3 separate regions of the Mus musculus genome follow, and regions 1 and 2 are each linked to region 3. A link is a loop called in an ENCODE intact Hi-C map of the cell type or tissue named here. Cell type or tissue: left cerebral cortex. All regions are shown on one strand. Links, peaks and the distances in the headings refer to the core of each region. The heading gives the core; the rest is flanking DNA.

Region 1 (10,789 bases), core at 1,068-9,067, 350 kb before region 3:
ACAGGATGTCCAGGCTAGTTCAAGGTGGGGTGGAGAGGAGGCTAGCCCAGTAGGATGTTTGATTCTAGCCGTATCTGAGATGACCTAAGTCCTTAGCGTCATCTGTCATATCTTGCTTTCTTACTGGGGCTTTGGCGCCAGCTGTGGTGGGCCCCTCTTAGGCCCTTCTCTGTGATGGAGGCTTTATAATACATTTTCGATGTTAGTGACACCCAGTTTCAGTGTGGCACCACCCTGCAGTCCCTCACTTCTTCAGGTTTAATTTGATGGCCATGCATCTGAATTGGAAGGGAAGTTTTGGAAGTGGGACTGATACAGGTCAAATGGCTAGGGTCTAGAAGGTGACAGCCACCTGGCATGGTGCTGGCTCAACAGTAGGGACCTGTCTCTGTTCCTTCCATTCCTGCCTTGGACTATACCTGCTAAGTCGCTGTGACAGGTGGGGTCTTGCTTTTGCTAACCTTGCTTACAGAGAAGACTGGGCTCAGGGGAACATCACAGCTGGGTTTTGGTCCTTTCCTTACTCTTCTAGGGACTGTGGGTGGCTGGGTGGCCCCAGCTTGGGACCTGGTCCTGTGTCTCTTCTATGCTGTCCCTCACTTTCTCCTTTCTCCATAGGATGGTCGAGTACTCTCTGGACCTACAGAACATCAACCTGTCAGCCATCCGCACTGTGCGTGTCCTGAGGCCTCTCAAAGCCATCAACCGTGTTCCCAGTGAGTCCTCCCTGCTTACCCATCACCACCCGCCCAGCTTGACCCATTATCTCATTCAGAGAAGACAGATCAGTTCCTTCCATGGCCAGAACCATCCTCATGGCGCTGGACAATGTCACTTTGCTCCCATTGAACTCATGGGCAAGCACGTGGGACCCAGAGGTGCTGGGGGTGGGTGGGTAGGTCTTGATGCCTCTGAGTTCTCAGTTTACTTGTGTTTCAGCACTTGGGAAGCCCAACTGTTCTGGGGTAAAAGGTAACTTGGGTGTGGTCTCCATAGGCTGTCAGAGGGGGCCTGTGTAAGAAAAGAATGTGATTAGCCTAGGTAGGACGAGTTTAGTGCACCATTGGGAAGTCAGTTCTGGCAGGCTTAGACTTTGAGTCTGTCACCTACTCACACACAGGACTATTTATGCCTTTGCCACCTTCCTTCCCACACATCCACACACTTGTCTGTCCATCCACCCATCCACACACACCTATGTATCGCCAGACATCTTGGACCCGTCAGCAGATGAATAATGACAGAGACTAATTTTGTTTTAGCTTAGATGACCTCCCAGCTAGCTCATCTAACTTGATTAACCCTATTATTCTTAACCACATCACACTATGTAGCCCGTTAACCTCTCTCTCAATCTCTCTCCCGGTACATCCGACCTCCTCTGTGTCCCGCTGGCGAATCTTACCCCCTAGATTCTTCTCCCAGACTGGAAACCCCACCTTCCCTTTCCTGTTCCTGCACAGCTATTGGCTGATTAAACCAATCAGCGTGTGAGGAAGGTGTATGTTTACTGTGGCAGGCGGCACACCATAAAAATAACAATACCAAAATCTGGACAGAACTCAGCTCCCTGTCAGTACAGAATTAAAGATTGAATAATACAAAGATGACCTTCGCACAGCACACCTAACACCTACCCACTCACCTGTTCATGGATCTCATTCACTCACCGTTCTATGCATGTGTTCTTGTATCCATCCACTCAAGCATCTACTTACCTGTCCTTCCATCCATCTGTCCATCCTCCCATCTATCTACTCATCTGTCTGTCTGTCTCATTTACTACTTGTTCACTCACACATTTACCTATCAATCTACCTATCTATCTATCTATCTGCTCATCTACCCATTCACCCCACTTTCCCACCTGTCCACCTAGTTATCCATCCACCTCCCCACCTCCCCACCTGTCTATCTACCTCATACCCACCTTACATTGAGAGCTTGCCTTGAACCCACAAGCCCTGAGGTCTGCTCTGCATTTCCTAGACTGTATTCCCTTGATGTTTGAGCCTTGCCTTTACCAGGGAGGGATCTGGACTATTCTTATTTGGGAGGGATGAAGAAACAGTTTCAAAGACATGGTTCCCTCCTCTAAGATGCACTGCTAGAGAGTAGCAGATGTAGGATGCCTCCTCCACCGCCCTATGTTAGGAGTGGGAAGAGGTAGGGACATAGGCTTGGGACTTTTAGGTCTATTTGAGAAGGCCAGGAGATGTTCTTTCTTTCACATGCATGTGTGTATGTGCATTTGCATGTGCGTGTTTGCATATGTTCCCAGTTGCATAGAGGCATGAGGTTGATGTAAGAAATCACCCTTGAACACTGTCTACACCACTCTTTGAGGCTCAGTTTCTTCATTGAGCCCAGAGTTCAGTGACACGGCTACCGTGGCTAGCTAGTTTACTCTGTTTCTGCCTTCCGAGGGCTGTAATTACCGGCAGGCCCCTAGGATAACCTGGCCTTTACCTTGGATCCTGGTGACTGGAACTCTGGTCCTCATGCATGTGAGGCGAGCCCTTTACCCACTGAGCCATCTCCTCATCCCAACACATGGAGGATTTCAGCCATTCAGTGCCTAGAGCTGTGGAAGGAACCCCTCAAACACACGTGAGACCCGCATGCTCGGTAAACATTGATCCATCCTCCCATGAGGAACCACAGAGATGCTAAGGCACAGAGAGTGGTGCCTTGGGTCCAGTAAAGCTCAGGATGCAGGGTTGGGGAGAGCATCTGAGCAGAGACCCTGGAAACCCGGGGATTAGGTACAATGGAGACAAAGAGGAGTGGGGCGTGGCCGGAGCAAAAGTCTAGAAGTCACCAGCCTCTGACTATTGGGGAATCTCAGATACAGGCTGCTTCAGGGGCCAGATGAAGATCAGGAAGTGGGGTTGAGACTGGAGTGACTGGAAAGGTCAACAGGGCAGTGTTTCAGACATGGCCATGTCAGGAGTGTGGGGGGAGCTGGTCACTGAAGCTGCTCTGGTATCTCAGGGAAGCAATGGCTAAGGTGGGGCAGGGCAGAGAGACAGAGGAGGTACTCCGGAGCCAGCTCAAGTCTGAGAGTCATTGGCACTAGCTCTGAGCCACTAAGAGAGATTCAGTACCTAGAGCATAGAGCATGGGCCCATCTCTTATTGCTCCATCTGTATTGCTTCTATTTCTGTCCTGGGGATGGCTGGGGTGGCTGCCTTCATCTCCAGTCGTGTTCCTGGAATGGAGCCTACAGGCCGGGTCACTTTGGAGGTGAGGGGCATGTGACAGAGCATTCTCCACAAGGGCATTTATACAGGATCTTACATCATGGTCTCCGTCAGGCCAGCCCGGGCTCCAACAAGCGTGCCACAGCCATATGAAGTGATGTTAGTGCATGGGCGTAGGCCCAAAGGGACTGGACAGACTTGCAGGGTGTGGGTCTTTCTCCTGCTAGATGGTTTCTGGACAGGTGTGTGGATATAGAGATCTATATGTGTTTTTATAGGAAAACACATGTGCACACATGTGAATGTGTATATGTGTATATGTGTGTAAAATGCATGTGTGCCATGTCATGGTGTCTGTCACTCATGAACACGTATATGAACCCTGGCCACTCTATCAGGTTCCCCAGATCCCTGGCTGGCTACATACAGAGCTTGTTAAGTGACTTTGGGACTGAGGCGGTCTCTCCCTGTCCCACGCACCAGCTTGCCTGTTCTCTGGAGGAGGGCAGGGGTCAGTCCTGAGCCTAGCGTCCCACTGCTCCTGTACGTTCCAATTATCGAAGCTCTGGACACAGATAGCCAAGGGAGGCTCCAAGCCTTGCCTCAGGACCTCTATCAGCTAATGGCGCCCCTGGGAATCCTCAGATGCCCTCTTAGCTGACGGTCACCTCTCTCCCTTTCTCAGAGCTCAGCATTGTGGAGATGCTGAGAATCCCCAGGATCCAAAATATCTTCAGATGGAGAGAGCAACTACATTCCATTGAAAAGACCTTAGGATAAATGATTCTTCCTCTTCCTCCTCCTCTTCTTCTTCCTCCTCCTCTTCTTCCTCCTCTTCTTCTCCTCCTCCTCCTCCTTCCTCTTCTTCCCTTCTTCCTCTTCTTCCCCGTCCCCTCTTCCTCCTCCCCCTTCTTCCTCTTCCTTTTCCCCTCCTCCTCCCTCTTCTTCCTCCTTCTCCTCCTCCTCCCTCCCCTTCCCCGTCCCCCCTTCCTCCTTCTCTGACAGGATCTCTACATAGCCTGATCTGTCCTGGAACTCACTCTGTAGATCAGGCTTCCCAGGTGCTGGGATCAAAGGCATACCTCCCCACTTCCCAGCTTAAACGTACCTTCTTTAGTAACTAAACCCCAAGAGTACAGGACAGTTAGAAAATGGAGATCCCTGAAGTCCAACAACTCAGCCCCCGATTCTGAGGGAGAGGCTCTTTTGTCCTTGGTTGTCCTGTCTTCCACTAGGAGTCACTAGGTAATGAGTGACCTGACAGGGGGCCTGGGCTCTTCAGCTGTGTCTGCCTTGGGATGTGTTCAGCAGTAGCCTGCAGCTCTCTGTTTCACCACTAGATGGCAAGCTAGAGAGCCAGCTCTGGACAGTCAAATTATCAGTGATTAATTGGGAAATCAAGGAGTCAGGGTGACCTGAATCTTAAAAAAATGCAGTGTAGGATAGAGTCTTAACATGATTGTCCAGAAAGACCCAACTAGGGGCCAGAGAGTGCAAGTCCTGTTCTCCACTTTGTTGCGACATGGGCCTCGGTCTCTCTACTGGCACAGAGCAGAGGAGAGGTTGGATTGGCTATGTGGCTCTCCGCTTCGTATAGTATAGGAAGGGGTCCCAGAAGCCAGGGCTCTTGTTATAGAAACTCTCAAAGTATGTCCATCCAGCCCACCCCTGCAGCTTCGTCCTTAGCTCCGGCCTTTAGTGGATAAGGGGCAGGAGACAGAGGAAGGGAGAAGGTCGAGAAGAGAGGCAGGGTCTGAGTTCTGTTTTTTTACTGCTCAATCTGCTATTAGTTACTCCTCCTCTCTGTGCCTTGGCATGATGGGACTGGATTATCTGTAAGGCTGTGTCCCCTGCTGGGTCTGCCTCTGTCTATACCCCCAGCCCTGCGTTATCACAGTGTTTTCCTGAGCCCCATTGGTTGAGTCCTTTCAAATTGAAACGTTTGACTTCCTCCAGTTAGAAACTTGGGCAGTCACTAGAGAGCATGGAGCCAGCCCGTGCTGCATCTAGCCGGCTGTTGCACTCCAAGCTAAGCTGTTAAAAGGATGTCTGCTTGGAGGACTCTGAGCAAACTCCAGGGGGTTGAGTTGTGCCTGGGCTTAGCGTCACCAGCTCTATCACAGGGAACCCTGGGTTGGTCTGAGTTGTCTATACAGAATGGATGGAGTGGGAGCAGTGTTATGTTGCAGCAGGGAGCTCTGAGCTACAGGTCAGCCCAAGGTTCTAATTCAGCTCACCTGTTCTGGGATCCCAGCAAGCCCCGCTCCCTCTTGTCTTAGAATCCTCCAACTAGAAAGCGGAGTTGATATTACTGATCTCCGTCCTGTTGCGTGGCCGCAGTGGCATAGTATGCATGAAGAACTTCCTGCAGAAGGTCAGGTGTGAGCAGTAAAGGGCAGGTTTTGGGTTGAAGATGTGGGGACTCAGGGACATCTTTGCAGAGGTTGGTTTTAGAAGAGTCCATCAAGGACTCAGAGGGCTCAGGGTGTGGGCGGGTATTCCTGAAGACGGAGCATCCTGCTGATGTATCTGGAGCTGGTGTGGCAGGGCAGGGAACTGCACGTTGTGAGGGGTGAGGACTCACCTCTCACCATTCCCTGTACCTGACTGCTTGTGTTATTACCCACCATCCACCTCCACGAGCACCACGTCATTCTGACCACGGGACAACATGGCGATTGCTACAGTTAACTCTGGTCCCTTTTGGGATTATCTGAAGACAAAGGAACATGGTGGGAGTGGGTGGCTCACGTCGGGTTTATTGATAAGTGGCTGGAGTTCATCAAGCACTTTGGCCGACTCCATCACAGTCTCACAGGGCTATGTCACTCCCTCTTCTAACCAACGATGGGATGTTAGGATTGTGTGGCGTCCACTTTATAACTGGAAATTGGGGTGCTGACTTGAAGTGAGGGGCAGTGGCAAGTTTGGGGAAGGTACCAGCCCTGGTACCCAGGTCTGGTTTGGCCTTTCCTATCCAGATAGGAATCCACTGTCAGGCCAGCTGTGTTGAAAAGGGACAGGAAGACCCAGGGATCTTTCCTGGAAGGACCAAGGGAGGTTTATTTGGGACAGGGTCTGGGAGAAAGAAAAATTGTGGAACAGAGCTGACATGGACATTTTGTTTTCTTCCTTGGGCTTGAGTCAGAAGGAATGCTTTGAGTGAAATGTTCCCTGGCACATCCGGAGTTCCAGGGATGCCTATCCTTGATCCCCACCAGAACTGTCTCTTCCTGGGGGTTAAATAGTCCCTGTGGCCTGCAGGAGGGAGGGAGAAAGGAGGAGAGAGAGTGAGTGGGAGAGATGAAGCAGGGACTGCTGCCAAGAACTGCTGTCTTCTCTGAAGAGTAGGGTGGAGAACATCTGGCCAGATGTCTGCTGGGAAGCCAAAGGGATTGTGGGACACGCTAGGGGGTGGGGCCAGGGCAGTCAGTTCAGGTCAAAGGCTGAATCGTGTTCTAGGAACCTGGGAGGTTGCTGGACAGGACACAGTGGGTAGGAGTAAGACTCTTGATGGCTCTTCATCTGAAGTAGTATTGCCTGGGTCCTTTACGCCAGAGCCAGGTCTGGGTCAAAGCAAGGATTCATCTGTAGCCCCTCACCATCAGCTGACACCTGAGCCTCAGGTGGTGGGTCAGCATCCAGGGGTCAGGGCTAAGGCACTGCAAACGCTTTGAGGAGACCTCACAGAGGAGGGTGACAGCACCTTGGGAGAATGAGTGTTGCTTGGGGCACTGTAGGTTGAGAGCATCCCCAGGACATGGGCACTACTGCTTTGGTGTAGGGACTCAAGGCCTGTGGAATGAAGAAGACAGGGTGCTCTGGGACTCTTCAAACTTCCAGGCTGGGCTGGTGCCAGTAATTGTGACCCTGGCAGTCCGACCGTCTGCTTCCTGGCCCGGCCTCCCTGACCCCTGTTGTGCCTCTGATTAGTTGGCTTGGCAACAACAGGGCAGCAGACGGCTTCTCCTTGAGCTCAGCACTTTCCTCTCCTGGCTGCTCTCTGCCCTCCACCAACCTGGCTGGATCAGAAAGCATGCAGCCTTGGGGGCCAGGCCACAGCCAGGGCACGCCTCTTTCTCTGCCATCCCTCCTGCCCCCGGCAAGTGGGTCATGCCCCGGCTAAGGCTGGCACATGTCCCATGATTTCTGCTTGAGTTAGCCTCGCAGAGTGGCCGAGCTAATCTGGGTTGACAGCCCCTGTCTGCGGAGCTCCTTGGGCCTGGGGAGGAAACGCCTACTAGGAAGTGAATCTCCCTCTCGCGCCAGTCTCCTCCATGGCCACCACGGGGCCTCTCAGGATCTCTGGCAGCCGAGGGTCTGCTCTGGGATCTCCATCTCTTAGGATTGGGATGGAGATGTGGTATTTACTTCCCTGCCTGGCATTTGCCATTATGGTGCCAGTTTTGATGCCATCAAGACCCCCCCTCTCCCTGTCACTACTCATATCACACTCCTAGAGCAGATTCTTCTCTCCTGAACCGATTCTTCTCTCCTGAACCCCACACTCTTAGTCCCAATGAAGCAACTCTACAAGGATGACCAGGGACCTCAAACTCATGTCTAGATGGATTCCTGTCTCCACTGATGGATGCTCTGTGACCCCCCCAAACCTTCAAGCTATCCCTGACAATCCCCTTCCTCCCACATCTATGCCACAGCTCTTGATCCCTCCTTCTCAGGATCACCCGGATCCTCCCCGTGTCTCCACGCCACTCTGTATCATCTGGACCTGGCGCTCCTTCCTTTAGCTCATCCCAGTGGCAGGTGTGGACAGGCAAGGCACACAGGGACAGATGGATCAAACACAAAATACCCAGTGGCAAAATACCGGCAAGCCATGAAGTAGGCCTCAAGTGGCTGGGGCAACCTCAACAGTGGGGCATAGGATGGGGAGCCCATTCCTCCTGGCTCCCATCCCAGCCATTATACGGCCACCACTGCCTTCCTGGTCCCAGAGCCTACCAGCCTGTCCTCTATATGATGTGGGCTCTGTGATGGTGTTCAGTGGGCATTCACACAGGATCTCGTGAGCTGTTTTTCAGCGGCCTCTTCTGCTGTGGCCTGCTCTGTTCTCTATGTCTGGCCTTCTCTTGCTGCCTGAAGCTCATTAGTGCAGACATGACTCTTCACCGCCTCTGCTCAGCATACTCTTGCTTTTCTGGTTCCCCGACTCCGTCTGGCATCCCCCCTTTCCTGGCTTGCCCACCTCTATAGTTAGTGACATACGGACAGACAGACAGATCTACAGACTCAGGCTGTTCTCATGTCTTTTGTTTCATGAAATTTGTTTGTTTGTTTTTTAATTCCATTTTATTATTTTATTTTAATTAATTAGGTTTTAAAAATAAATCTTTTCTTTTTAAAAGATTTATTTTATGTACATGAGTACACCACCATGGCTCTGTTCAGACACACCAGAAGAGGGCACCAGACCCCATTACAGATGGTTGTGAGCCACCGTGTGGTTGCTGGGAACTGAACTCAGGACCTCTGGAAGAGCTCACTCAGGGCTCTTAACTGCTGAGCCATCTCTCCATCTTTTGAGACAAGGTTGTCTTCTGTAGCTCAGACTGGCCTCAAACTTGAGGCAATCCCTCTCCTTCATCTGCCCTAAGTGGAGGAATTACAAAGATTCTTCACCACGTCTGACCTTACCGGATTTGATTTGTAAGGCTGATGAGTCCCTGGGGCCCAGAGCCCCGTATGGTGGTGACAGGCTTCCTGTTTAGTCACGGTGGAAGGGAACATCTATTCACCTCTCAATCTCTCTTTAAATTTTTATTTGTTCCTTTTGTTTGTATGGGTGTTTTGCTTGCATATATGCCCGTGCTCCGTGTGTGTGCCAGATACCCATAAAGGCCAGAAGTGGGTATCAGATCCCACGGAACTGGAGTTACAGATGACCGTGAGCTGCCGTGTGGGTGCTGGGAATCAAACCCTGTCTTCTGGAAGAGCAGCCATGTTCCCAACTGGTGAGGCATCTCTTGAGGCCCTTTTGTTCTGTAATCTGTTGTGTCCTGAGGGGCTGTTGCTCTGGGCCGGCCCCCGGGGCAGGACTGGAGAACGTGAGCCTTGCGTGCAGACTTGTCTGGGTCAGAAGCTACATTTAGGATAGTGGAGCCCTGAACCTACAAGAGTCCTTCAGGGTCATAGGTACTGTGACAGAGGGAGAGTGGGCTCAAGTCAGACACCAGCCCATTCCCAGAGGCCAGAAGAGGAGAGCCCAGACCAGGAGAACAGAAGGAGTGAGATGCCTTTCTGACTGTGTGATGGCTCAGAGGGATGCAAGAAGCTGGGTCTGCAGAGAATACAATGGTACAGAGGATACAGTGGTACAGAGGATACAGTGGTACAGGCTAGGGCTGCCTCTGGGAGTGGACCCTGCGCTGTCCTGATAGGGATGTTTTGAATGGACTGTGGGCAGAGTTGAAGAAGAGGAGGAAAAGGAGGAGGATGAAGAGGACGAAGAGAAGGCGTAGTGTGTATGCAGTGTATGTACTTAGTGTAGTGGGACCTGCCTGCCTATACGTGAGGCTACTGAGGCCCTGGGAGGGGTATGTCTTGCTGCCCAGCTGGGACTAGAACCTAGACCTCTTCATTTGGTCTGTGCTGGCTGCCACCAGGGGTGGGTCTAATGTCCCCTGTCCCTTCTTGTGTCCCCTGTCCCTTCTTGGCTGGGGAACAGGCCCTTAGCTAGACTCTTGGGGCCATTGACATCATGGTCCACCTGGCTCCTGACCTAGTCTGAAGGCCCCCAGAGTAAGCCCAGCCTCAGAGAAGGTGGCTGTCAGGGGACAGCTGGGCTAGAGGATGGGCACTTTTGACTAGGTGTGGTGAAACCCAGGAAGGCTGCTTGGAGGAAGAGATAGAGCACATAGAGAAGTCTGGAGGTGGTACTTCCTTCCATGCATGTACTCTTGCCTCTGTCCCTTTGTCCCCCTGTCCCTCGGTCCTGTCCTGCCCCTGATCTCCCCATCTCTATCTCCATTTCTTTCTACGGCTCTGTCTATGCCCCTGCCTTTTGCCCCTTCCTACCTTGACCTCATGCGCCTAGCGCCAGGGTACTAGAGAAAGAGCATCAACATCCTACCTGTCTTGGCTACCTTACTGTACCAAGTATGTAAAAGAAGGCTCAGCTAGGCTCTTTGGGGCCTGACTCCCAATCCCATGGTCCCAATTCCCTGGGCAGCCACGGATGAATTAAATTTGTGCTAAATTCCTAGTTTCCTAATTACACCTTGGCTCTGTGGCCCCGGGATTCCCCAGGCCCTGGAGAGAGGAACCCAGAGAGAGGGGCTGGGCCCCTGGGTGGGAAAGAAGCAGAGGGAGGGGGCTGCCATTCAGGGAAAGTAGCTGGCAGCTCAGAATTTCAATATCCTGGAGAACAAGGGAAATGTAATTAATTGAGCAATAAAGGCCACCCCTGGGAGCAGCCAGGAGCAGCCGGGCTGGCGTTGAGCTGGTTAGTGAGCCACGCGTGGAGAGGAGCCTGCTGCCTCCTTGAGGTGGTCTGGTCCAGCGCCTGGTCTTCATCCACTGCCTTTGCGTGGATTCTAGGATTGCCACTTTCCAGACCCCAGAGC
Region 2 (10,789 bases), core at 1,684-9,683, 190 kb before region 3:
TGTTTATTTGTCTTTGTTTCTCTTATTGAGACAGGACCTCGACATGGAACCTTGGCTGACCTGGAACTTTCTATGGCGATCAGGCCACCCTCCTGCCTCTACTTCTTAAATGCTAGATCACAGGTGTATAGTGCCACCCAGCAAGGCTCTTGCTAATCGCAGGCTGTTTAGTGGATGTACAATGCCTAACACACAGCAGGCACTTATAATTTTTGTGCAGTGGATAATGTATCCTCTCTTGATAATAAACCCACAGCCATGTGTTTCATTCAAATAGTCAGCCTGGGACTTGCACCCCTAGGAGATTATAGCCATTCTAATAAGTATGTCAACTTAGTTTACATTGAACTTGATTCTCCCTATTGGAACTGTCAATGGGGCTTGCATGACATTTTAAAAATGTATGCATTCATCAAAATGACTTATGTTGGATCACTTCTTCAGCTAAAAATTCATAAACAGTTCAGAAGCCAGAACTGCTCAGCATTTCTGAATTTTATTGTATATTTATATTGACTATAAATTTTATTGTATATTCTCTGATAATTTCATACATGAACCCAGTATATTGAGACCACTCCTACCCTGCAAGTCCTCCATGTGAAGCAGTTACTAGCCTTGTCTTCACTCAGGTAGTTGGGTTCCTTCTGTCTATTCACTCACTTCAATGAAAGCCTTTTATTGTTTAATTCATGTCATCCATTCTCATATTTTTGAATAAAAGGAAGAAAAGGTGAGTTCTAAATGAGTTTAATTGGATTTCTTATACCAACCACATTACATAGTTACTATGCTGATAACATTCTGTATTCTACCACCAGTTCATAATCTCAGACATGCTTTGCTATGCTCTGATGATTGGCATAATGGACATTCATGGAAGAAATGAAGGAACATGATGACTGCCCTCAAACAAAAGGCACTAAGAAATGAGCCTGGTCATGAAGAGAACATGCAAATTTCACACAGCCTGGAAAAGCAACACACGCATTTAGAATTGACTAATAGCGGGGTCCAAACCTGGTGCTGTACTAGTGGCGGGGTCACTGTGACACCTGAGGGTCACATGCCTTTAGATAGGCTCATAAGCTATGCAGCATGCCAGATGCTGAGAAGTATTACAGAGAACACTCACGGGGAAGAGAAAGGCTCCATTAGTGGTGGCTGGGGGCTGGGGATGCTTAATATCCAAGAAGGCCTCCCTGCATCTATAAAGACACGGTGAGATGAAAGTGTGATACTATGTTGCATGAATAGGGCTAGGTGTGAATACTCACATGCACACACACACACACACACACACACACACACACACACAGCCTTCTCTAGAGGCACCGGGAGACATTTACAGCTGTCATAGAAAGGGAAATATACACGTTCCCCTATCTTATGTGTAGTTGCTCTGAAGGGACACTGGTATCTGGAGCCCCAATAGTGCCACTACAATCTGCTAGCCAGCCAAGTGCAAGTGCCTCAGGCAGACAGGCATAGAACCTCTTACAGGCCCTGGAAGAAAACCACAGGGCTGGCCTCGATAGCACTGGTGCAAGGCCATGCTTTCTGCCTATTATTACTGTCTACTTGAAAAACAACTCTTGGCTTATGATGGGGCCCTGATAAGAGAACAAATGTCTGACCACAAAACAACAAGTAACCGTGTCCCCCCCAACAAATGACTGTTATCTGATCCGTGGAGCACAAAGCTAGATGCACACAGCAGCATTCCACTGGCAAATTAGATTGGTGCACATGACATAAGTCACGCCAGCTCAGAGCCCGTGAAAGCACCACAGGCTGGTGGCAGAGATGCCACACCACAACTGCAGCTCCCTCAGCCTACCCCCACAGATTCATGGAGAGCACTGCAGCTATGGGGAGGGACCAACGTCTTAACTAGGGTGTTACTGCTGTGAACAGACACCATGACCAAGGCAACTCTTAGAAGGACAACATTTAATTGGGGCTGGCTTACAGGTTCAGAGATTCAGTCCATTATCATCAAGGTGGGAGCATGGCAGCATCCAGGCAGGCATGGTGCAGGAGGAACTGAGAGTTCTACATCTTCATCTGAAGGCTGCTAGTAGAATACTGACTTCCAGGCAGCTAAAATGAGGAACTTAAACCCACGGCCACAGTGACACGCCTATCCCAACAGGGCCACACCTCCTAAAAGTGCTGAGCCAAGCATATACAAACCATCTCAGACAAGGACGGGACTAGTTTCTAAGGAAGCCTGCATAACACTGCTCAGAAGTGAAGGGACCAATTACAGCCCCACTCATAATGCCCCTGAACTTAAACAGGAAAACTCTTCCCATAGACAGAACTGCAGGAAGAAGATCTTCATATGAAGCAAGGAGAAAGGCAAGATGTGGAGAAGCATCAACAGGAATGCATGAGCAGTGGCTGCAGGGTCCTCACCAGGGGCTTGGAAAGGATAAGATAAGAAGATTGTTTTGTTGGGGGGACTCGGTTACTTGTTGTTTTGTGGTCAGACATTTGTTCTCTTACCAACAAGAAGGTTGGTAGACGGAACCCTGAGGACATGTACTTGAAGCGAGGACACTCATGTCCCTATGAACACAGGCGTGCCAGAAGACATCCACTGTGGAACAGGCACTCCCACATCAGCTGGGGAATGCTCTGTTCAGTCAGAGGCAATGGCTGCTGGCTGGGCTGTGTTGCTCAGTGGGCTGTGGCTGAGAAACAGGGATGCTAAGACTTTGAACTGCCCTGCAGATGAGGCTGCAGTGACAGAAACTTTCCCTCATAGGGTGATCTCTTTACCATGAAGGGTGCTCTCCTGACCATGAACACTACTACCCAAACTGCTTAGACTGGAGGATAACGCCGTGCCCCAAGTGAGGTGCAGAGCAAGGTGGGTTCACATGGACATCTTCCAATCCAGCAAGGTGGGATCCATATGGGAGAGCCATCCCTGCCTGCCTGTAGGCTTGAGGACAGAGCACACTGTCAGAATGTTTACAGGTCTCCCCTTGTGCCTCTCAGCGCCTCGCCTTGCAGCACTGCACAGCTCCATCCAGGAGGTAAAAAGAAAACACCTCCAGGATCATAACACAACGAAGAGAAGCTGAGAGAAGATCAGCCTAATGCCACTCGAGACATGCGTGCTTAGCTCCTGAACAAAACACTGCTAAACCAAATCCAGAAATAAGCAGAAAAGGGAATTTGCCAGGCCAATTGAGGGTTCTCTCTGAAATTCAAGGTTGCTTTAATATTTAGAAATCAATAATTTATGAAAATTGATAGTCTAAAAGAGAGAAATCTGTAGGTATCAAAATAGATGCTAAGTGGAGAAAATCTGAAATATAGTCTTGATAAAAAAAACTGCTGATAAATTGACAATGGGGATCTACAGTGTACAGTGCACAGCGAATGTCTCCGATGAATTGGGGTTGACACCAACCTCTTGTAGGTATGAACCAGGTCTCAGAAGCCTTGGCCGTGCTGTTACCCAGCTGTGTGTGGAGTGTGTGTGTGGGGGGGGGGGGCAGGGATGGGAGAGCCAAACACAAGAGTTTCAGAGTTTGCCAGTGAAGAACTAAGTCTGCCATTATTTACAGATGATGTGGTTTCCAACATGAGATGCTCAGAAGGATCTATCCATAAATCAGGGAAACTGCTAAGAGTTTAAGGGTATAATCAATATACAAAAAATAATAATTCCACTCATCTGCACCATCAACAAACAGAAAATGAAATGTATCAAATGAAGCTTCTTGGAGTAGCCATGAAAACAAAGGTATGTCTCAAGACTCGAGCCAAGCCCCATGAGGCAGACCTGATCAAGCTGTTGTCAACTGACCACAGAGCAAACTGACAGTGCAGGAATATGCCGAGCTCAGCTGCCCTCTTAGAACCCTGCAGAGCACCTTGGAGAGAGAGCCCCATAAGACCACAGGGCTGACTGAGGACTCGGCTCTCAGCCTCCAGCCAGTACCACGGCCAAATACGTGGCAGATTGCTATCCCAGAAAAGACCGAAATTCCAAATCTGAAGTGAAGTTTTAGACCTTAAGTTGAAATTTCATAAGTGTACCATCTTGCACTGAAAGTACATGCACATTAAGCACAAGGGACCAAATCTAGCCAAGATCACAAGACACCTGTCTGTGAAAAGTATAAATACAGAAGGTAAGGATTAAGGCAATGAGATGCATTGCTATTATAAAGACGTCATTTCTTCTAAATTGACTTAAAGATTCAATTCTGTGCCCATCAAAACTCCAGTGGGATTTTTAAGGAACTTGCCAAACTTTGGTGCAGGAGAGTGGAGGGGTGGACAGTCCCTGCTGCTGAAGGAAAGCCCACCAAGAGCGGTTATAAACATAGTGTAATGGAAACTGTTTGCTGTACAGCTGACTTCACATACCTGATGGCTCCAAATAGAGCCCAGGAGCACACTGTATGCATGTGAACCATGCTTTAGAAAACGGGTGGCCCTGCAGGTCACTGGGGGAACGGACAGACTTTTCAATTAATGATTTCTATGGAGAAAAACTGGATGCCTAATTCAATTACACACCACCATCAACTGTGTATTGTTTTATTTGTGAAAAGCAAACTAGTTTTAAAACTTGGGCCCATATAGTGTTACGCGCATGCTCTCAGGACAAGGAAGAAATGTCCCAAATCAGAGAAGACACAAATGCCGGGATCATACAGACTAACACTCCGCCTCATTAAAACTCTGAGCTAGTGTTCTGCAAGGCCTCCATCTGCAGCGTAAAGAGCACAGGGAGCTGCAACCACACAGGAGATGGCGGGCTCAGCCGCCCACCCGGACACAGACTCCTACAGACCAATTAGGAAACACACAAACAAGCAAGCAGAAAAGTGGCCAAGAGATACATGCAGATGCTTCACACAGGGAAGCCCCGGTGAGTCAGCGTGTGGAAGGTTTCCACACTTGCAAACACACTCGGCTCCATTCAAAAAAAAAAAAAAAAAACAGTGTAGAACAAGCAGGAGACCATCTCACCCGTTACCTCAGCAGCTTTTCAAATGTGACAAGATCAGGGCTGGGGGGAAACTTATAGAGACTAGGTCTTTAGAAAACAATCTGGCATGGTTAGGCGTTTTCAAGGAGCCCATATCTAACTTACAAATAACTGGCTTGGGAATTTCTTGTCCATGACATCTAGCAGTCTTGGACAAGTTATATGAGTTCGTACAAGCCCTGCGTGCAATTAAAAACAAAACAAAACAACCAACAAACGTGACACACAGTGCCAATGACAGAGTGCATCTACAGGGAAACACAATGCAGCAGTGAAGGGTGATTGCCACATACAGAGGTGTAAGGCTGAGGGTCCACCACCAGGTGATAAGGAAAAGCTATAACTGGGACGGAAGGCAGGACAATGAGCAGAACGGAAGGCCTGGCCAGAATAGCTTTCTTATTTTATTTTTGCCATGGGCTGAAGTTGCCAAAATCAGAACATGGAAATCAGAGCCATCTGTTGACAGGGTAAGTTAGAGAGCTGGACAGAAACGCAGAAAAATGTGTTTTGAAATCTGCATCAAATCACAGAGACAGAAATAAAAGCCTGCCTTGTTCTAGCGGGGAGGAATAGTGTCACTTTGCCATCGTTTATGTAATAGTAAGAGTGCCATCGTCATCCACGGGAACAGCCCTAAGGTGTGTTAGTTTAGTCGTGGTCACTGCACAAACTGAGGTAATCGGGAAGAACCGTTAAACTCACTGCCAGGGCAGGTTCCAGACTCACTTCAAGATTCTTCAATCTTGACCAATCCATCCCTGAGGTGCTGAGGAGATGCTTCAGTGGGGAAATGCTTGGCATGTAAGCTTGAGGACATGAGTTCGGATCCCATACCCACATAAAAGCCTGCTGTCACCACATATGTCTGTCACCACAGGGGCTCGCTGGCCAGCCAGACTAACCACAATGACAAGCTCCAAGTTAAATGAGAGACCTTATTTCATTTAAAAAAAAAATAGCAAAGCTAGAGGAATCTAGCGAGTATAGGACTCAGACTCCTCATGCACACGCACAGGCGAGTACATATGAGCATGCGAGTGCCCCACCTCGGCCACGCCATCCGGAGAATGGGTGAAGTGGACTAAGCTATAAGCACTCTGAGAGGAAGTGGCCGGCCAAGCTGTTGTCTGCAACCTCTCACAGACACCAAGATGGATGATGTAACTCAAGCCATGAAAATATAGCAGGGTGAAGACATCCTATGAGCTTGGGGAACCAGTCTTAGAGTGTGTGTTTAGTGTTGTGTATATGTGTAGTGTGCGCATGTTGGGCTCATTCCCTTGTGTGTGGACGACTGGGGTTGACATCTGGTGTCTTTCCTCAATCTCTCACCACCTTTACTTTTATATTTTTATATGATTTTTAATACTTAGAACAACACATGCCCTTGAGCACCCTGGCATGTGTGTGGAGCTCAGAGGACAACTTGTGCAAGACCACTCTCTTCTTCCATGTGTGGACTCCAGGAGCAAACCCCAGCCTGTCAGGCTTGGCAGCAAGCACCATCATCAGGCTGGACTGGCCGGCCAATGAGCTTTAGGGGTCCCTGTCTCTGTCTCCTTTCCCTAAAGCTATGATTATAAGAATACATGCATCATACCATTTTTTTCTATCAAATAATTTAATTTTATGATTTTAATATAATTATATTTCTGCCTTCCCCTTTCTCCCTCCAGTCACTGCCATGTACCACTTCCCCTGCCTTGTTCCCTTCCAAATGCATGGCCTCTTTTCTTTAATTGTACACACACACACACACACACACACACACACACACACACACTTACTTCTAAATACATACATACAACCCGATCAGTCTGTATAATGTTACTCGTATGCATGTTTCCAGGGTTGACCACGTGGCGTTGAATAACTAATTAGGGACTCGTCCCTGAGGAAGACCACTCCCCTGCACTCCTTGCTTGCCTGTGGTTCTCTGTCTAGGGCTGAGGCTCCCTGAGTGCTCTCCTTTCCACATTAGCATGCCTCTTGGTATTGTCTACATTCAGATCTTGTTTAGGCAGCCATGCTAGTGCGACTTCATGGGTGTAGAATATCTTCTGATCTACTAGAAGGCATCATCTCTCAGCAAACATCCTGCTTCTCTGGCTTGTACGGTCTTGCTGATCCTTCTTCTGTTATGACTCCTGAGCCTAAGGTGCAGGAGTTGAGTTGCAGATATATCAGTAGGACTGGGCTTTACAACTCTGCATTTCAATTGGCTGTGGTTCAGCAATGGTTTCCCTATGTGACAAAGAGACATTTCTTTGATGAAGGGTGAGGACTAATCTGTAAATATGAAGGCAAATATTTCTAATTTAGATAAGGACTATGCTCTTTTATTAAAATGACAGTTGTAGGCTCTCCTCCAAGATCCATGACCTCAGTACCCTTGAGTAGTTGGCTAGGTTTCCAGAGCCAGGCACAGTTTCCTTCTTGATGAGAGGGCCTTACACCCAATGAGAAAACTGTTGGTTCCTGTCACAGGATGCAGGTCACTGCTGCACCCTTAGTATCACTGTGCCATGCCGGTTGTTGATGCGGTCCGTAGGTAACATGGCTGGGTAGCACTGTTGGTTGTCTCCCTCCTTGCGAGCTGCATGCCACCTTCTGGCCATGAAAACTAGACCTTCAGGAGGAGGCTTGCAGGTCAGATCCAGCTCAAGTCCTCTGGGCCCCATGTGTCTGAAGTGCATGGTGTCTTCAGGAACAGGGACTTACCTTCTACCTCTTGGGGGCAACCAAGGACAACAGAAAAGACTGTAATGTTTTGTGTTTTAGGTTCTCTTGGACAACCCTGACCAACAACTCCAAAGCGGGCTTCTCATGCCTCCTTGGGGACTATATTAGATAGTCTATTTTGTGCCAGGCTTTTTATAGGCCCTGGGGATCTGAACCCAGGTTCAAGTCCTTACACTTGCATAGCCAGCACTCTACTAACTGAGCCACATCTCTAATTTGATGGCTGCTTTTCACCCTGTGAAACACAAACTCACAAAACTATGAAGGAAAGAATCCTTAAACTTCTCTGAACACATCACTGAGAAAGCTGAAAGACAAGTCACAGCCTAGAAGTGATTTGCAACACAAATTATATGTGCATATATATGTAACTCTACAAAATCAATTCAAATGAACAACAAACAATACACAAGACAAATGGGTTAATTATATAAATAGGCAAGCCACAGAGGAGGAAATAAAAACATCCAATCAATATGTGGAGATATTCCAATTATACCAGCTATGTAATGCAACTTTCATACAAGTGATAAAAATATAAGGCTTGACAATATCAAGTGTTGGTGAGGGCATGAAGAGATGGGTGCTCTCCTGTGCTGCAAGCTCAAGCCGGCACTGGTGTTAGAGGAGCTCATTGGGAGCAAAGACGAGCATGAAAATGGGCACTCAGTACAGCTGAGGGAAGCCATCTCTAACAGTCCGGCCTGAAGAACACACATGTATGTGAACAAGGCTATTCACCAAAGCTATGAGTAAAATATATCCAACACCAACATGCCAACCAGCAGGGTATGAATAAGCTATATACTCAGATATTACAGGAGATTAGGAAAAATCTCTGCCTAGTGACAAAAACTCAAGTGGTTGTGTATGTGTGTGTGTGTGTGTGTGTGTGTGTGTGTGTGTGTACTGAACTCTGGTCTTAGAAAAGCAAGTGCTTTTAACACTGAGCAATCTTTCTAACCACCGCCCCCCACCCCACCCCACCACACAGTAGTATTCTTAAACTTCACATAGTTTCAGGAAAAATATAGAATAATGTTCCAAAGCAAAATAAAGTTAGCTGTATATAATTCAAAGTACATAATGTACAAACACACAGAGAAAGGTCTAGAAAATACCCACCAAATTACTAACTGTTAATCCTGTGGGGAGGACGGTGTTGCGAAAGAGACAGTCAGGATGTGGAATGCTTTTATTTCCAGTGTTCCAAGGGTTTCAATGAATGAATACACTCATTAACTCATGTAATTATAAAGCAAGTATAATTTATATAAATTATATAGCAAATTTTAAAATTCTGTAACAGAGGTATGGGGAAGTCACACGAGACCATACTGAAATGAGACCTTAGCACACAGAAAGAATTTCTAACTGCTGTGACATTTTCATTGGACCTTGCTATTTGAATAGGATTTTGTCAAATGTTTATAATTTGATAGAAAGCTGAACGTTGATTGACATTTTCTAAACACACATCCTGGCGCATATCAATGTGCATCTCATTCCAGTGCCTTTTTCTTTCAATGAGGTATGGCCCTCAACGGAGAGGTGGGGGGGTCGGCTCTGCTCCCCTGTCTCCTGGGCTTGGGCAGGACTTTGTGATTGGCTGGATGAAGAGAACACACAGGAAGCACAATGGCCTGGCTTCTGAGATTGATTACACAGCTTCTGCTGGCTCTCTGCTCTCTGCTTGGACAGAAGATGCTCACCCTGGGAACCCAGCCACCATGCTGTGAGGAAGCTCTCACTAGCCCACGTGGAAAGGCCTCTTAAATGGGCTCATGTGGAGAGGAACTGAGGCGCCCCAGTGGATAGCCAGCAGCAACAGCCAGACACCAGAAGGAGCAGGCCTTCAGAAGATCCCTGGCCTGGCCTTTGAGCTCCTCAGCTGAGGCTCAGAGGTCTATCCATCATGGGAGAGGCAAGCCATTCCCACTGTGTCTTGTCCTAATTCCTGACCCAGAGAATCCATGAACATAATAAATGGTATTTACATCACAAAAGTTAGATCAGCATGTTACCATGGAACAAAGACAGTCTAAAGAGAAGGGACTACACACGGGATGTCACAGAGCCTGTGAGTACTGGCTGCTTGGGGTAAGGGGACCTGAACGATCAGCTGGGATCAAACTATGGAAATTTCATATGACAATATGAAAAACTTAGACTTATCTCCCTGGCAGCAGAGAGCTGTTGACAGTTGTGGAGCTGGGAAGTGAAATGCTAGGATCTGCATTTTAGCAAGCCGGGGAAAGGCTGGAGAAAAGAAGGGCTTAAAAATAGGAAAAGGGTCTGGAGAGATGGCTCAGGGGATAAAGTGCTTGCTGCAAATAGAAGCAGGGTAGGCATGGAGCCTGCCTGTAATGCTAACACTCAGGTGGCAGAGACCACATCCCAGGGCAAGTAGGCTAACAAGACTAGGAATTGGGGAGCTCTGGGTTCAGGGAGAGAACCTGCCTCAGTAAAAGAAAAAAAAAGTGGACACCCACTGAGAAAGACACCTGGCATCAAACCTCTTCCACATATGAGAGGTACATATACTTGTACATATATGCCCATATATGAACACACACACACCATACAAACACATACCACACACACACACACACACACACACACACACACCACATATACCACACACACACACACACACACACACACACACACACACACACACACACACACACACCACATGCACATATATTAAAAATAACAGGAAGCACCCTCTACCTGACATGGGTTCTGGCTAAGAACCCCAGGGAGGCATTTCCTCATGTAGCATGTTCTGAAGCCTCTCTTCAGGGTGGTCTCTGATTCTCATCTATACTCTATTCCACTTGTGTCAAAGTGTTAGAGGGGAAATATATATTCAAACAAAAGCCTACCTTGCCTGCTTACTTTATACTGCAGAACCAAAACCGACCAAGGTGGCTTCCAGAGGGAAAATACTAAACTGAGATATCTTATTCCACACTCAGAAGAAAGGAGTGATCCAGGCATGAGAAGAACTTTCAAGGCAGG
Region 3 (10,789 bases), core at 1,570-9,569:
CAGTCTCAGCAGCACCTTCTCTGTCCAGGTCATTGCTGTGGTCATGGATCTTTTCACTGATGGGGATATATTCCAAGACATTGTGGATGCTGCCTGTAAACGCCGGGTTCCTGTATACATCATCCTGGATGAGGGTGGAGTGAAATACTTTTTGGAGATGTGTCAGGGCCTAGAGCTTGCAGACTTCCGCATTCGGGTGAGTTCACCACTGGGACAGGTTATGGGCCCTCCTCCTGCCTCCTCCTAAGCTCAGGGGCTCAGGCTGAAGTTCAAGATCTCAATATTTTTCCTTCTATGTGAAGCCAAGCCTCAGGAACTTGTAACTGCTTATTTGTATATCCTAAATGTTGTCCTAGAGCTGCTGAGGCTGAAGGAGGCAGCTGTGACCCAGCCTCGGGCCGGTCAGTCTGTAGAACCATTGACTTCACTGTCAGGTTCAACATAAGGCTGCAGCTCTTCGGGGGGAACTTTAAGCAAGAACTCTCTTGTACAAAGTAAAATATGTAAAGCTAAAGCAAGCAGAGAATTTTGGAAAGACTCAGGCAGCAGTAAGGGTCTGTGGACCTCTCCCAAAGCAAGGCCTTGATACAGAGCCTCGAGGTCTCCCAAAACAGGGCACTATGTCTTTCTCCTCTTCTCAACAGAACATCCGTGTCCGCTCTGTGACAGGAATTGGGTTCTACATGCCCATGGGGAAGATCAAGGGGACTCTCTCATCAAAGTTCCTGATGGTCGATGGGGACAAAGTAGCTACCGGCTCTTTCAGGTATGTTGGGCCAGCTCAGGGGAGGGCCCAGGGGACCTGTATTCATGGAAATTGTTCAGGAGTATGCTAGCCTGGAGCTTCCATGGGTATGATTTTTAAGAGTCATTGTCTGTGTCCTGATCGCAAAAGCCTCCTGCCCAGTTCCTTTCCTAAGACTTTCTGTTGACAGATTAGTTATTCCAGACAGAGGACCAGCTCTTCCTAGGCATTAAACAATGCCAGCTTGTCACGGTCCTCTGGCAGCCCATTGTACTTTGAAGGTGGTTTTGGGGTGGGATAAGCAGGAAGTAGAGAGGACAAGATCTGGGAAAGGATATAAGATGTTGTCTTAGTTACTTTTCTATTCCTGTGACCAAACACCATGACCAAGGCGACTTAAAAGAAAGCTTTAGTTTGGGGGGTCATGGATCCAGAGGGTTAGAGTCCATGATCATCATAGCAGGGAGCATGGCAGCAGGCAGGCAGGTGTGGCGCTGGAGCAGCAGCTGAGAGCTTACATCTTATCCACACGCACATGGCAAAGAAAGCTGACGGGGAATGACATGGGTTTCTGAAACTTCAAATCCCATCCACAGTGGCACGCCTCCAGCAAGAAGGCCATGGTCCTCCAACTGGGGACTAAGCGTTCAAACAGATGAGGCTATGGGGGCCATTTTCATTCACACTGCTATAGATGGAGCACAGAGAGATGACCCCAGAATTTGACTAGAAAGGCAAAGTACCAGGTGCATGAGAACCTGTATCTGAGTCATCTCTTTCCTCTGAAAAAGTCAAAGTCAAGGTGAGTCTTGAGTATATTGTAGCCATGAGTAAGTGATCTGAGTCCTCTCCTGCAGTTAAAGTAAGAGTTTTGCAGGCACTGTACGCTCTGGGAACGGTCAGCAGCAGGCTGGCAGTGGTGCAGTTTAGTTCCCATGCATTGCATGCATCAGTGCCAGGTATTTAGCTGGCTATTTCATTTGAGCCTCAAAGTCTTGAGTTAAGAACACTTCCTGTGGCGTGTTCTACCTTAGGTCCTATAAGCCCCACTGTAAAGATGTGCCTCTAGGTCTGACTTCTCAAGCCCCAATGGAAAGGAAAGGAGAATCTGGCCTGGTGGAAGGAGAGTGGTCCAGTGTGAGGGCAAGGGGCACCTTTCTCCAAACATCAGGCAGTGTGCCCACGGGGCAGGCTGAGGCTGGCAGTGAAGGAGCTACTGGTAGGGCACTGGAGAGAGAGGTCCGGGCCCATCCATGTCTCTGCTTTTCTGTCCCCAGCTTTACCTGGAGCTCCTCCTATGTGGACAGGAATCTCCTCTTGCTCCTGACAGGACAGAACATGGAGCCCTTTGACATAGAGTTCCGGGAGCTGTATGCCATCTCGGAGGAAGTGAACTTGCACCAGCACCTGGGCCTGGCAGGCAGGATTGGCCTCAACTACTCCTCCACGGTAGCTCGAAAGCTTATCAACCCCAAGTACGCATTGGTGGCAGGCACCCGCCGTCCTCCAGGAGAGATGATGCGCTGGGCGGCCCGGCAGCAGCGAGAAGCTGGTGGCAACGTAGAGGGGCAGGAGGAGGGCAGTGGCGGTGGTGAGTCTGCCCGGCGTCTGGAGAGCTTTCTGAATGACCTGGTCACAGTAGAGCAGATATTGCCCACTGTGGAGCCCATTTCCCCAAGATTGCAGAGACCTACCAATGGCAGACCGGTCTCTCATGCACACACAGACGCGAAGCACAGGTCCCGAGAGGCACTGCCCCAGAATGGCAAGGGAGAAGCTGCCAATGGGGAGGCCACCCCAGCCAAGGAGGGCAAACGCTTCAGCAGCAGGCTCTTCAGCCGTCGAGTGAAGAGGCCTGCAGTGCCCAGCAGCATGGCCAGCTCCCCCTCCACTGAGACGTTTGCCGATGTGGAGTTTCCTCTGGGAAAGAGGCACAATGAGGGTTCCAATGCCAACATATCAGGTGAGCTCCTGGCCGCACACATGGCCCTTATGGGCTGTCTGCCTCCCAGACACAGGGTACAGTTTGCTGGCAGGAAGCAGGAAGGCTCTCCTGGGTCAGAAGGGCCTCCCCCCAGTCCTGGTCTGTCTCATTGAACCTGGGGACCCTGGGCAAGTCTGCAGGTCACAGTTTCAGATCCTGGTCTCTGAGGGAAGAGTGATGTGTGGTTTGCTTAGTGTTGAGCACAGCAGTGGGTCTGGACGGCCCTTGAGGACTCTTACCTCCATGTTTTCAGATCACCTTCACTGGAACACAGTAAAGGAAGGAAACAGGACAAGCTTTTCTATTATAAATAAACAGAGTCTAGGGCTCTTTCTGGCCACCTTGTTCCTTGCTGTCATCAGGATCTAACCAAACCAGACATATCCCACCTTTACCTGGTCCCACCAATGCCCTGACCCAGCCTCCCAGTGTCTGTGGTAATATGTAGAACTGTTTTCCCCCATGTCTATTTGAAAAGTGGATTTGCCCTCTGGGAGAGATTGTTGATGTGGTGACAACGTTTCTAACCATCGATCTGGGATCTCCTTGAAGCCCTGTCTTTTTTCTCTCTGGAGCAGTCTCCATTATCATCTTTCAGGAGTCTGGTGATGACACCAGACAAAGCAGAATGTGACACAGGATGAGCACCAGGACACCTCTCCCTTTTCCCCTGCCTCTAGTGGGTCCGCGCTCCCTGAGCAGCAAGGCAGGCCAGGTTCTGCAAGGGCACTTTCCTTCGCTTCACCCTCATGACCACTGAGGCAAGATGCAGGTGGAAACTGGGGGAACATGGGAAATGACTATAAGCCTGCCTCAAAGCCAGGCCTGGACCTCTTCCTGTCAAGGAGGAGTGCTTGGTCTCTCATTCCCATTCCCCTTGGGCTTCCCTAGCTCCCCAGCACCAGATGCTGATGTGCTGTGCCTCTTATTTGGAAGGAGGGTTGCCATGGTGAACACCTGGCAAGAAAGAGGAGGGGGTGAGGCCAACCACAAAGGGGCTGTTTCCCAACTCCTGACTGGAAGTGAGATGGAAGCTCTCTTCCCTTGCCCCTCACCCTGAGGTGCTGTTTCCATAGAAACCCAAAGCCCATTGTCTGTCCCTTCCTGCTGCCTCTCCTGTCAGATTCCCCAGCTTAGATGACTTGGGCAGTTAGCGTTTGCCACTGCCTCCTATCTCCGAGCATTTGTACATGGTGCTCTGGAGCCAACAAGCAGACCCCATTGTGCGCCTTTGGGAGCTCTGAGCAGAAGGGCTGAGTGAGAGTGGCTGACACTCATAGGAAAGTCTGAAGTGTCCAGCTTCAGCCTTGGGAAGAACATAGAGGTAGCGTGCGCATACACACACACACACACACACACACACACACACACACACACACACACACTGCCACCCTCATCAAGTCCCTGAAGTCCCAGCGCTCTAAAGACCTCTGGCCCCTGCTTCATTCTTGCTCAAAGGCAGAGTTGAGACACAGAGTTTCTCCTCCCAAAGGCTCTTCCTAACCCCTCTCTACCCCCCAACCCCAGGCTGCGGAACCTCCAGTTCCCTTCTTCAGGGTGGCAGCAGCTGAGCAGCTGACTACACACACACCTCACAGCACAGCATGGGCCCAGCCCTGGGGGAGCTGGAGCCTGGGTTGGATTGGAACCACTTCAGCTTCTTCCTCAGAGAAGGAATCCATCCAGGGAGGGAATCCCCTTCCCACAGGGAGCATGCAAGCGACAACAGACAGTGGTGGCACAATCGCTGCCCTCCCCTCTCCCGGGCTGTCTCCTCTTCTGGAGGAGGAGGGGTAAGCTGGGGAGGGCTTCTGAGGTCCCTTTGAGTTGATGCTGACTGTCCTATCTGTCTCTGCACCCTCTTGTCAGAGAACGTGGGTGGATGACAGGGTGGGCGAAAGAGAGAGATAGGAAAAGCCGAGAGCTGACAGCCTGTAAAATTGCTTGATAAGAAGTATATAGTTGTCAAACAGCATGCAAATTTTTGCAAACCCAGGTGTGGCCCTGGGGAGAATCTCACAGAATTGCCTCCTTTGGGGCTGGGGGGCGGGGGGTGCATAATGGAATCAGCCTGGCGGTTTGAAGACCCAGAGCCCCCTCTAGTGGCTGAAGCTGGTTGTCCTTTGCAGTTTTTCTTTTTCTCTAAGCCTTGCTCCTGCACTGCTATTAGCTGCTGCCTTCCAGGCCACTTGCCACCACCTGCACCTATACAGGCTCTCTGGGACAGAGATTTCGTAGTCTCAGGACGGCACAGCCAGGGGCATCCTTGTTTAGAAATCCTGTGAACAGAGTCTGAACTGCTGGGCTGTGCTCAGAAATCTGCAGTTAAAAAAAAAAAAAGAAAGAAGGAAACAGTATGAAACAGGATTAAGCCAAATAAATCCACCATTCTCTGGATGACATTCTCCATAGAGGTAAAAACTAAGGGACTGATGGCGTTCAGCAAATGTGGAATGCTGGTGATGCTGACTGATAAATAAGCTTTGGAAACCAAAGCTTTTATCACAGCTATTGCCGTGAGGATCCAGTTCATCTTTTAGCCAATCCCCACTGCAAGTCTTTAACATTAAACAGTGAATTAAATCAGAAGCAAGGCACGGGAATGCCAGTATCAAAGAAATTCATGTAGCAAAATAGTGGATTCTAGTGTCTCCAACGCATGAATACTCTCGCTGTTGTTAGCTTAGACTATGCTGGCTCCGGGGCTTCAGTGGAAGAAGACCTTTTCCTGGTTAGACCACATGGTAACAGATTCATTAGCAGCGCATGAAGCACTGAATGTAGATATCTGCATTTTGAATAGGAACCTTGGTTTCCCCCAGAGCTCTCCTACACATGGGGGTCTTCAGATCAACACCAATGCAGGAGACTTAGGCCAAGCTCTATCTTTGGGAGTTGCTAGGTTTGAGGAGGGAGTTCCCTCCTAGGAGGGAACCCCTAGGGGATCAATTGGAAATGAAGAGTGGTTTTCAAGTGTTAAAGAGATATAGTGTGAAATTCTGTCACTCAGAACTCAGGTGGTTTCCCAAGTGTTTCCCTGATGGTGGTACCCCATGAACGGGATCCTTGCACTCCAGTAGGGCCAATCCCTGTGTCCCCAGACAGGCTGTGAGGGAGGGGCAGCATAGTCTCTCTCCTAGATTCCTCAAAGCAGCTGCAGGACATCTTTGATGTCCTTCCTGGAAATCTGAGTCCTCATCAGGGTGGACTGGTGGGAAAGTGCTTCCAGGGCCGAGGGTCTGTGACCTCATTCTTGGGAATATCAGTCAAGTGTTGCTTCTGAGGAGCATGGCTCAGACCTCAGCTGGCATGTGGAACCTGTAGTCAGGTCTGATTATTCTGGCCTATGACCAGCAGAGAGGCCGAGGTAAGCTAACTCTGCTCCAGAGGAGGTAGCTGTACTGTTCACACATGTATAATTTACTTCATTTTATGTGTATGAGTATCTCGTCTGCATGTATATATGTGCACTGTATGCATGCCCGCTGCCTTTATGGTTCAAAAGGAGGCACTGTGTCCCCTGTAACTGGAGTTACAGGTGTTTGTGACCCGCCATGTGGTGCTGTGAACGGAGCTCAGGTCCTCTGAACGAGCAACAGTGTCTTTAGCTGCTGAATCGTTCCTCCAGCTCAGCTGTGCTGCCCTCCCAGTTCCTCTGAGGCTGCTTGGGCCATGGTTACTCTTTCAGTAAGGTGCTAGGTAAGCGTGCTTCACTCAGCGCTGCTTGTACTGGTCTGAACTCCAAATATCTAGCCATTGCCTACTTGTTTCGAAGCATTTGCTCTGTGGGGCACTGTTCTAAATTGAGCAGGGAGTGGAATGAACTAAAGCCCTTACTTGTGGTGCCATTACCTTAGGGACAGTTGAAGGCAGGGAGTGTTGTCACTGCTATACAGGTGTCCAGGGTATGCCTCACTGGTTAAGGAACACTGGAGCAGAGCCTCAGATGGACACATGGACACCAGAGGAAGAATGTTCCAGATAAAGAATGTGACGCCCTAAAAGTTATAAAAAGAGGGGACTTACTGTCAGCGCAGTGCTGTGGTGACTTTCCGTGTTGCTGCCACCACCCCTCTCCTGAGGCACCTTCCAGCTGGCTGTCATCCATGTGCCCCAGGCTGTGGTACTCCCAGTCCTCCTGCTCGCCAGCTTGCATGCCCCTCATCTCTTCGTAGGCTGCAGGATGAAGATCCTCTTTTGGGTTGGTTTAGTTTTTTGGTTTGGTTGGTTTGTTTGAGACAGGGTGTTGTCCTGGAACTCGCTCTGTAGACCAGGCTGGCCTTGAACTCAGTGATCCACCTGCCTCTGCTTGCCGAGTGCTGGGATTGAAGGTGTGCACCACCACTCCTCAACAGTACTAATCCTCCTTGTAGCTTGGCTTTCTCCCGTAAGTCGTCTTTGGGTCATTCACTACCCTGCCGACATACTTTATAAAAAGAAATACTTTGGTTGGCTGGTGTAATTCTTCCACATTAATCTGCATGGGTCTGAGGCGCCTGCCCTTGGCAGTCTCCTAGTAAAATGAACATGGAAGGAATGATGGGACACAAATGATTTTCCCTCAAGCCTGTTTCTCTGTCAGAGTCATGGCAGTGAACCCTGAGGGATTTCATCAGGCTGCCATCCAAACCCAGTAAACCAAAGGGTCAGGTCCTGCTCAAGACTAGCTTCTCAGCCGGGCAGTGGTGGCACACACCTTTAATCCCAGCACTCAGGAGGCAGAGGCAGGTGGGTTTCTGAGTTCGAGGCCGGCCTGGTCTACAAAGTGAGTTCTAGGACAGCCAAGGCTATACAGAGAAACCCTGTCTCGAAAAACCAAAAAAAAAAAAAAAAAAAAAAAAGACTAGTTTCTCTGGGAAGGAGCTGGCAGGGCACAGGCTCCATCAGTGCCCCTGTGCCCTTGGCACACTCCTGCCTCATTTCTGGATCCAGAGATTGATTTTGCTTACCTGTCTTCAAAATGCTACTGCCTCTGGAGATGTACTGGGTATCTGCTTGCTGGGCCAAAACAAACAGAAAAAGCCGCTGAGGAAAGGAAGTGGGAACTGCGCATCCGCTGTTGCTGCTGCAGCAAGGGGCTCAGGGTGGTAGAATTTAATGACTTTCACAGACGCAGCCCTCAGCAGCACCACACAAGGCTGCTGGTTTCCTGTTCTACCTCCCCCTGGGCAGTCATCTGCCTGAGTCTATGGGACACCCAGGAGGGAGGGGCTCAGGCAGTTTTTTTGCAGTAGGTCCTGAGGTGTGAGTTCATTATCGCCCCAGTGAGGCAGTGTCTAGTGGAGCAAAGACAGCAGACCTGGGCAGTGTGGCCTTCAAAAGGCATAGGGATTCACAAAGGGGCTGAAGCAGCCCTGCCTAGCCTAGGCTCTGCCCAGTGCCTCGCCTGCTACTACAACTCACAAGAGGCAGTGTCACCTTAATTAAATTCACAGTTGAAGTGATACAGAGGGTGGTGTGAGCGGGGAGATTGTCTTTATTGTGTAATGGAGGAATAGGCAGGAAGTAACACAGTGGCTTCCACCTGGGAAAAGCAGCCAGCAGGCATCTGAGGAAGTGGACTCTGCCTCCAGGGCTAGCTGGGGTGTCAGGGCTGCCTCTCAGCTCCCCTTCCCCAGAGTTCAGAGCAGGGTTCAACCATGAAAACTGCCGGGGCCTTTTCCTAGGATTATGAGGGAGGTAGAAAGGCTGGAGAGGGGAGAAGGGGGCGCTCTAGAGAAAGGCAGCTCTCCCAACCTCAGGGCCTATGCTGTTCCATTATCTCCCTGGGTCACCCCATGGCACTGTGACCACCCTGCACACTGGGACAGCTGGCCCTCCCCAGGCACTTCTATAACTTAGCTATAGAATGGCTGAGTGGCAGACAGACAGGAGGCTGGACTGGAAGGCCAGGGCCTGGCTCTGACCAATGAGGAACAGGGCTACTACTTGCTTCAGCCCTGCAGTAAGGCAAATAGTTGTGGCTCTCATCCTTGCTACCCCCATACCCTCCTGTGAGGATCCCTGTGACTGCCTTTGATTTCGCTTTGAGAGCTTGAAGCTGCCTACAACATTTAGCTGCTAGTGACAGGAATCTTTAAGTCATTGGTATCTGACTCTAGAGTCCCTGTCTTTTTTGGTCAGAAGACATAGATCACTTGATGTCTCCAATCATGGGGATCCTGTGATCATGGTGAGGTCACCAATGTATGTTTGCTTTCCTGGGTTCCCTGTTGCCCTGGACTCCAGATCAGCAGCGTGGAGGTATTAGCCCTGAACACCAAACTCATAGTATGGATGGTTCAAGGTTGGACTTGTTACTTATGCCCTTCATGTCTGCACTGTCTCCACAGGTAAAGGAATCACCAAGGCCAGCAACTGTGTGATCTCCTGAGCTGCAGTGCATTGGTGGGCAGGACCTGCAGATGCCCACCCATCCGGTCCTATGCTGAGGAGAAGAACATGGCCTCTTCCCTGTACTAGGTCACACATCAGACCCTCAGCAGGCCTCCTACCCTGTAGCCTCCATTCCAGTCTTAGTGCTGGAATTCCAAACAGCAGAGTCTGAATCTCTTCTCAGCATCTAAACCGTCGCATGGCTGCAGCAGACCGCGGTGGCCTGACAAGAAACACCGCTACCTTGTTTACATGAAGTAGACGCCTGCCTAGTGTCTGCTTTCCTTGTTGCCAACCTGTCCTCCACTGGGCCAGCCCTCCTTACAGGTCCTCGGGTGGGACAAGGGCCATTCTTTCTGCCTTGGTAGGACAGAATGTCCAAAGCAGCCCCAGCCACTTTGCCTTCTTCTTGGACATCTGGTGCTGTCTAGTTCTCCATATCCCAGAGGTTGGTGGGAAAAATGGAAGAAGGTGGGACTCTGAGCCAGTCTTGCTCCAGGTGGACTATGCAGCTGGAATGGCTGGAATATTGTCTATTATGGTCTTCAGACGCTCATTTCTGATGGCTCCTGAACTAGTCTGCTACTGGAATTGTGGTGGGGATAGGAATACTTCTGCCTCCCTCCAGCCTGTGGCAGGATCTGACAGTGCTGGCAAAGAACCCCTTTCCTTTCTACACTGTAGCCTGCCTGAGTGCCCTGGGATTCCCTGGATGGTGCTGTTGAAAGCTAGAGCTTGTAGAGTGCCTTTCTCGGGCCTGCTCCTTTCAGTAGGCTTTTGTTTACAGACCCTGTGGAGGGTGGGAGGAGGATGGGCCCTCAGGACATGAACATTTGTGGTTCCTCCCAGCCCACCCCCCATTACCCACTAGGGCTTCCTTCATGAAACTTCAGCCAAAGACTAGCCATAGCCTCTTTCAGAATTGCAAGCTGTTCTCAGAAGCCTCCGTTTCTCTAAGTCAGGTTGGCTTAAGTTCCAGGACAAGCAGCCACCTCCCCTTACAGTGACCTGTCCAGGCTGAGGGAGAGTGAGTGTGACATAGACATCTCCGACTGTAGACTCTGGTCAACCCTCCTGAACAGGCAGAATGACAGAGGGGCAGAAGGCCACAATGAAGCCCTTCTAGGCCTCCAAGCCAAGATCTTCTCTCTTTCCTTTCTGAAAAGACCTTGGGCACCACTAGTACCAGGGAGGGACAGGGGCATCTGCAGAGGCAGCCGGTGAGAGGCAGGGAGGAGGCATTGTGGACTACAGTGGGCAACACGTGGCGGCCTGTTCCTGTATCTGGCCTCCCTGCTGGTGGGGAGGGAGAAGGAAAATAATGGATGGCCTCAGTCCATAGTCCCCTCTGTCCACCCCAAGGTTAGCCCCACCGTGGCTTCCCAAGCCTTTGTGAGGATTAAACACTTCTGGTAAGTGCTTCCTGATACAAGGCTGGCAGTGTGGTGTGTGCTTATTCTGGAGGAGTGGCAGGGAGGCCTGGGTGATGTGGGAAGCCTCTACTGTGGTGGTCACCTTGAAGATGTGGGATACAAGATACTTCAACCATGGGGAACGATGTAGAGAGAATGTAGTGTATGGATGGATGTGTCACCTGCCAACTAAAAAAACCTATAGAAAATGATAGGAGGTAGGACATCCAGGAGGCAGAAAGAATTCTGGGACAGAGCCAGGCACAGGAGAGG

What was found. Peaks named below come from ENCODE experiments on the same cell type or tissue, not always from the same donor. Only the 100,000 strongest peaks of a DNase experiment are listed, where the experiment ranks them.
Region 1: a loop joins it to region 3, with 3 times the contacts of the local background. A loop is called at or near these places in 15 of 42 quality-filtered maps.
Region 2: it touches region 3 in a loop (2.5-fold over the local background); 6 of 42 quality-filtered maps call a loop at or near these places.

Annotation. Positions count from the first base shown.
Region 1 is chr15:80,336,017-80,346,805 of GRCm38, forward strand. Cacna1i (calcium channel, voltage-dependent, alpha 1I subunit) reads left to right here. Exons shown (of 37, transcript NM_001044308.2): 5 at 619-716. Among named protein-coding and RNA genes, the nearest start is that of Gm31319, 52 kb to the left of the region's middle. In left cerebral cortex, for the core only: CTCF peaks have their summits at 4,542 (motif pointing right) and 8,628 (motif pointing right); a DNase peak (open chromatin) is centred at 4,544.
Region 2 is chr15:80,495,783-80,506,571 of GRCm38, forward strand. All of the region lies in intron 4 of Enthd1 (ENTH domain containing 1), which reads right to left. Among named protein-coding and RNA genes, the nearest start is that of Gm23220, 43 kb to the left of the region's middle. In left cerebral cortex, for the core only: a CTCF peak has its summit at 5,340; DNase peaks (open chromatin) are centred at 4,839 and 5,507; H3K27ac peaks cover 545 bases.
Region 3 is chr15:80,689,889-80,700,677 of GRCm38, forward strand. Fam83f (family with sequence similarity 83, member F) reads left to right here. Exons shown (of 5, transcript NM_145986.2): 2 at 29-196; 3 at 645-766; 4 at 2,023-2,708; 5 at 9,062-10,537. The coding sequence ends at 9,102. A430088P11Rik (RIKEN cDNA A430088P11 gene) reads right to left here and starts at 7,722. Exons shown (of 3, transcript NR_045310.1): 1 at 7,679-7,722; 2 at 6,756-7,155; 3 at 1,137-5,048. In left cerebral cortex, for the core only: a CTCF peak has its summit at 4,829 (motif pointing left); DNase peaks (open chromatin) are centred at 4,397 and 4,839; H3K4me3 peaks cover 295 bases; H3K27ac peaks cover 433 bases.